Linked DNA regions of Homo sapiens: region 2 is linked to region 1. Evidence: chromatin loops called from intact Hi-C (ENCODE). Cell type or tissue: IMR-90. All regions are shown on one strand. Each heading gives the region's core, and the rest is flanking DNA. Links, peaks and the distances in the headings are about the cores only. Region 1 has its middle 28 kb from the start of YIPF5. Region 2 has its middle 16 kb from the start of MIR5197.

Region 1 (2,921 bases), core at 313-2,812:
AGAAGGGGAGCAGGTCAAAACTCCCATGCTGACCAGAAGAAATCAACACTGCTGACACCTAAGCTCAGACTTTGAGCCTCCAGAACTATGAGAAAATAACAAGAAGAAATGAATTTCCATTGTTTAAGTCAAAGTCTGTAGGACATTGTTATTGTGATCCAAATAAACTAATACAGTGTTCAAGATTTAGCTCTTAAATAAATGAACTTTCTATGGAAGCCATCCCTCCCTGTGGGTTAGATATTTCTCCTACTTATTGCTGGCACTAACTTCTATCATATCACCCACTTATCACATTTCATTGTAATAATCCCTGTATTTATTATTAGTATATATTATATATTAATATATGGTATAATATATATTACATATGTTGTATATGTTATTATATATTATAATAACATTATATCTGGTGAAAGTGACAGAAAATCTGGTTCAAATAAGATCAAGCAAAATGGAAATCTTCTGACACTTCAGAAGGAGATCTAGCTTTGGGCATGTTTTGATTTAAAGACTCATATTGCATCACTAAGGCCAGTCTCTTTTCATCTCTTAACTGCCTTTCTTCACACTAGTGTCATCCTTAGACTTCATGTCATGGCAAGGCAGCTGCCAACAGATTCAAGCCTACATACTCCCAGGTCACTTGATACTCAAGTTTCAGCAAAATTCCCCAGGTTGCATTTCACTGGGTCAGGCCACACGCTTATCCCTGAAGCAATTAGTGGAAGCAAAGGATGCAACGCTCAGGCCTAGGTGGAATCCATGCCTTGCCAGGAAGTCAGAGGCAGAGTCAGACACCTGAAACCCAAGTACTGAGGGAGGGAGAGAGGGATAGGAGGTGCTTTCCAGAGGAAAATTGAGATCCAGGAGAAGGGAAATGGATGTTGGGTGGGAAATATCAAGTGTTCTTGATGCTTGTTTGTTGCTCTCATATGACTGTTAAGCTCCCAAGGACTAAACAATCCACTTTCTTTATCTTCTGGACCTAGCAAGTTCACTAAATATAAAATAATAGGCACCAGTAAGTGTGTATTGAATGAATAAATGCAGTAGATGCGGCACCATCAATGAAGCATGAGAAAGAGATTTCTGTTCCTGTTGCAACCAGGACAGAGTGGAGTTTCACTTGTCTCCAGAGTTAGAAAAAAGCCTGCAGCCTCACAGCCTGAGCCTGGCCTATAGAGGAAAATGGCCCTCTTCCCAGCAAGTAACACACAGGCAGTTTTGGTGAGACTGTGCATATCAACTTTGTGATCAAATTCTATCTGGATGTGGAAGAGCAGTTGAAAATGAAGATATAAACAAATGAGGAAGGTGTGACAACAGAAACTGTCCTAAAATTTTCTGTTCTTTACTTCAGTCGGCAAGTGGGAATGACATCAGATAGGTTACAGAACCACCTAGTGGTGAAAGAGCATCTATGCTGGTATTATAGTATAGACTTGTGAGGTCTGTGTGTATAATGAGCTTAATCTGCCATCCTGGGTGTGGGGGAATGTTGTGCCTCAGTCACTGAAGGGTCTAGGTGCCCTCCTTGGCTTCTGCCTCTTCTCCTACTTCTGGGAATGCTACTGAGAGCAGGGATTTGGGATAAAATGTGTCACCTATATTGGCTTTTCATCTCTACTTTGTTACAGGAGATGTTGGGGAAAAGAGATGTTGACATGACAAAGGAGGCTGAAAACGTTAGTGAAAATCTCAGTCCAACATGTTCTTCTCACATCTATCAACTCCTACTTTCCTTAGAATCTGTGAGGGTGGGGAACACATGAGGGACTTCCAATTTCTACTTCAAATACTTTTGTACTGTAGGAATCAATTTACAATATGCATGCATTGCTTCTGTGATAACAAAAAAGAGGAACCATTTGAAACAAAGAAATGGATGTCACTTCCTCAGGAGCTTTCCCTGATATTTGAAGAGCAGAGTGCAGAAAACCTGCACTGATCTATCTACAAATCTCCCACATGCATTTTTGAGGTGTACAGCTGGCATTACAAGCATAGACAGTGGCTTTGGCACTAAATGGTGCTAACTTTTTCAGATGGGAAGTTGATCCGTGGACCTTGTTAGCCTGGGAACTCTGATCTTCCCCCAGAGAGTCTTGCTTTGGGCAGTACAATACTACAGGCCCTTGCCCTTGCCCCTCATTCTCAAGGGAGGTGGCTTGCTGCAGTATTCGAAGGAAATGAGGCTGGCAGATGAAGATGACTTGGTACTTCATTCATAAGACGGTAGTCACAATTCAAAATGCAGTCGGTGGCCTAGAAGTGCAGCTCTTTATGATGTTCTACATAAAGAGTTCCAAAGGCTTTAGATCATAATACATACAGCAGAATTACTGATAATTAAGTACACAATATTTAGAAATGTATCATTCCCCAAAGCTGTATTTTGAGGAGGGTAATTTGTGACCTGATGGTTTGGAGAGGGAGAGACACCAGCTTCCAAAATACCAATTAGGAGAGTGTTGTAATAATACAGGGGCAATAACGATGACAATTGCCATGGCAGGGAAAAAAGCGTTTCTTTGCCAGCACTGAATCCTCATTGTGCCCATTACAGTGCCCAGCATAGTGTAGACCACTGATAAGCATTGATTGAATAAACATTTACATAACCTGGATGATTAACCATAGTACTGTAGAGGATGAAGGCATGGGTGAGACTTGAAAGAATACAGAAGACTTGCCTAGTTCAGAGATGTAAGAAGCTATGGGGAGAGAAAATCAAATGATGACTCTGCATTCTTGTTGGTTAGTGGTATGGATGTGAGAAAGAGATGGAAAGGGAGAGAGGGAAAGGGAGAAGAAGAGAGAAGTCAAAAGGGCAACAGGAGATAGGAAGGAGAGAGAGAGAGAGAGAGCAACCCACTGAGAGAGAGAGAGAGAGCACGCAATGTGAAGGGACAGACTTT
Region 2 (2,921 bases), core at 140-2,639, 450 kb before region 1:
GCAACTCCCACCTGGGCCCTGCACTCACTTAATGTTACCTTGTAGACACTTTTGTTTGCTCCCTCTGTTGAAGGTAGGGCTGGACCAAAATAGGCAGCGTTTTCCACTGTGGCTCAAAACCCCTGTCACGTGAACACAAAAGACTTAGCTGTGGCCAGCTGAAACGACCAAAGTGCACACATACGTTGTTGACTAGATGTCTGCTTTCTGAGCAAGAAAGATTCACTGCTCCCACTAGAAGGCTGAGAGCATAGACTTTAAAACCACTTGAGAATGACGCTCAGGTGAGAATAATTTTTAGTTCAATTAAAAGAAAAGCATTGGTGAGGGATTTGTGATTATCATTTCCTTCTGCATGATTCTTCCCTTTTAAGAAACATTTTTGTTTCCATTCTATCTATTGGGGGCTTTTACAACGAGTATTTGGGAAAAATTTCATGGAAGAGTCAAAGGTTTTGAGAGGACTTTTTTTGTTCTTATAAAATTTAGTCAAGTGCCAGATATTGTATTTTAACTAGATTTCCTGCTCTGAAATAGGCCAGGGAAGTGACCCAGAGCCAGGCATGCAATTGTCATGAGTGAGGAAGAGTTGTATACTTGGGAGTGTGGAGAAAATGATCCCAAACTTTGGAAAGTCTAGTAATAACCCACATTAGGAAATAGCCCCAAACAAATATACTCCTACCCCTGCTGCCTCTCCTCTCTACTCCAATTGTGTTGAATTGTATCTGTAAGCTGTATTATGGGTTTTCTAAAGTGGTTTACGAATAAGCAGAGTAAAGTAGTTCTTTCTATGGTCAGACTCCTAGTTGAAAAACCACCACGTATGATATTTTACAAAGCAAAAGAATCCTTCGCACAAGCTTGGAATCCCCTCTTCTTTATTTGTATTAGTCAATAAAGCAGACAATTCCTGGTTCCCAAAACACAATTCGAACTTTGAGCAGATATGGGCTCAGGCCTTGACCTGTATCTGGGCCAGAGCTACCTGCTTTGATTCTTCATGGAAAGGAAGTCCCTAATGAGCACATTACTTGACAAACAGACAAACAGGCCTTTTTAGTTTTTTTTTTTTTTGGGGGGGGTCGGGGGTGGTGTTGGGAATTATTTGGTAGGTAAAGCTAATCAGAAGACACATCTCCGTTCTTTTTAAACTTCTTGCTGAATTCAGAGTGGCAAGTGGCCAATGATTACTATCGTTTCTATTAGTCATCTAGTTACATGTTTAGGGATAACATATTTTGCTTTTGATAGGAAAAGGTTATCTCTGAAGAAAGTCATGAATGAGCCATCTTGTAGAGAGCAGTATACTGTAAAATTAGAAGAGAACTGTTTTTGTATTAAGGACACATTTGAAAACTCTTTAAAACATTTCCTTAAGCCAACAATAGGCCACAAGATCTCATTCATTCAGTAATCAACAAGGGCCAGGGGATAGCATTCTGGGAAAAGAGAAGCTGAAACGCAAATGTCCTCAAGTGGAGGGCTGAGGAAAGCTTAGAAGTAAACAAAAAGGTAGCCAGAGTAGGTGACATTAGGAGTAGAACAAGATAAAGTCAGAAAGTTAGACAGGGCTCAAGTCATAAGAGGATTTTTCATAGTAGATGGATGCATCCTTTGGGAACTCTAGACCAGTGCTGGCAAACCACAGCCTGCAAACTCAGTCTGGCCTTCTGCCTATTTTTACAAATAAGGTTTTACAGGAATACCTAAATGCTCATTCATTTAGGTATTGTCTATGACTGCTTTTGCACTACAATGGCAGAGTTGTGTGGTTGCAACAGAAACAATATGGCCCACAAAGCTGAACCTATTTGCTATCTGGCCCTTTATAGAAAAGATTTACCAACCAGGTGTGGTGGCTCACACCTGTAATCCCAGCACTTTGGGAGGCCAAGGTGGGTGGATCACCTGAGGTCAGGAGTTCAGGATGAGGCTGGCCAACATGGTGAAACCCCATCTCTACTAAAAATACAAAAATTAGCAGGTGTGGTGGTGCGTGCGTGTAATCCCAACTACTTGGGAGGCTGAGACAGGAGAATCGCTTGAACGAGGGAGGCGGAAGTTGCAGTGAGCCAAGATCGCACCATTGCACTCCAGCCTGGGCAACAAGAGTGAAACTCTGTCTCAAAAAAAAAGGAAAGAAAGAAAAGAAAAGAAAAGGTTTACCAATCATTGTATTAGATCATGCATTCTTGGTGGGTTTTTGGATGTTGCCTTTGGCTTATGGAAAGTTGTCTCTTATGTTAGCTTTGTTTTCTAAAAAGACACTGGATATGATTGCAAGAACAAGAATACCTAAGGCTAAGAGCTGGGCAACCAAGCATGTCTGCCAGAGGATGCCACCTTTTAAAACAATACCATGTGTGTCCCAGGATACTCAAAGAATGAACGTGAGAGGTGGAGGTCAGCCGAGAAGTAGAAACTGAGCAAGTCTGCTCGCTGTTACATGGATTGGTAGTGGTGGAATATGGATGGTTGCTTACATAGTTGTTCATTTGATTTAATGTAAATATCTATTGCTCTTATAAAAGGTTGAGTAATTTACTCCCACATTTGAATAAATGCTCTCAAGGCAATATCTACAACACGTTTGACCTCTCTATTGAGTCATTTTTCCAGACAGCTGTCTCTTGAGCTCGAAGAAACCACAGTTGTTTGAACACGAACTTGTTTCCATTGAGTTTTGCAAGTAGGGGCTTGATTCCATGTTGGGCTTACCTCGGGCTCCCAAACAGGTTCTTCCCAAACATAACTCCCATATTTGCATTCTTCATCTTCCAACTGGCTAGAAACCATAAACTCCTTTAATTGTCTGCTTCAGGGTGTATTATTTTATTATGGAAAAAACTCTCTCACTGGAAAAAAACTATATTTGTTTATTTGGTTTTATTCCACATATAGTTAGAATGCCTAGTACA

What was found. Hi-C counts contacts between places; a loop is a spot of excess contacts. Peaks named below come from ENCODE experiments on the same cell type or tissue, not always from the same donor. Only the 100,000 strongest peaks of a DNase experiment are listed, where the experiment ranks them.
Region 2: it touches region 1 in a loop (2.1-fold over the local background); 3 of 110 quality-filtered maps call a loop at or near these places.

What each region holds. Positions count from the first base shown.
Region 1 is chr5:144,141,078-144,143,998 of GRCh38, forward strand. It overlaps the pseudogene RN7SL87P. Among named protein-coding and RNA genes, the nearest start is that of YIPF5, 28 kb to the right of the region's middle. In IMR-90, for the core only: a CTCF peak has its summit at 1,403 (motif pointing left); a DNase peak (open chromatin) is centred at 1,384.
Region 2 is chr5:143,694,480-143,697,400 of GRCh38, forward strand. No RefSeq gene overlaps it. Among named protein-coding and RNA genes, the nearest start is that of MIR5197, 16 kb to the left of the region's middle. In IMR-90, for the core only: no CTCF peak of the experiment used is centred there; a DNase peak (open chromatin) is centred at 1,222.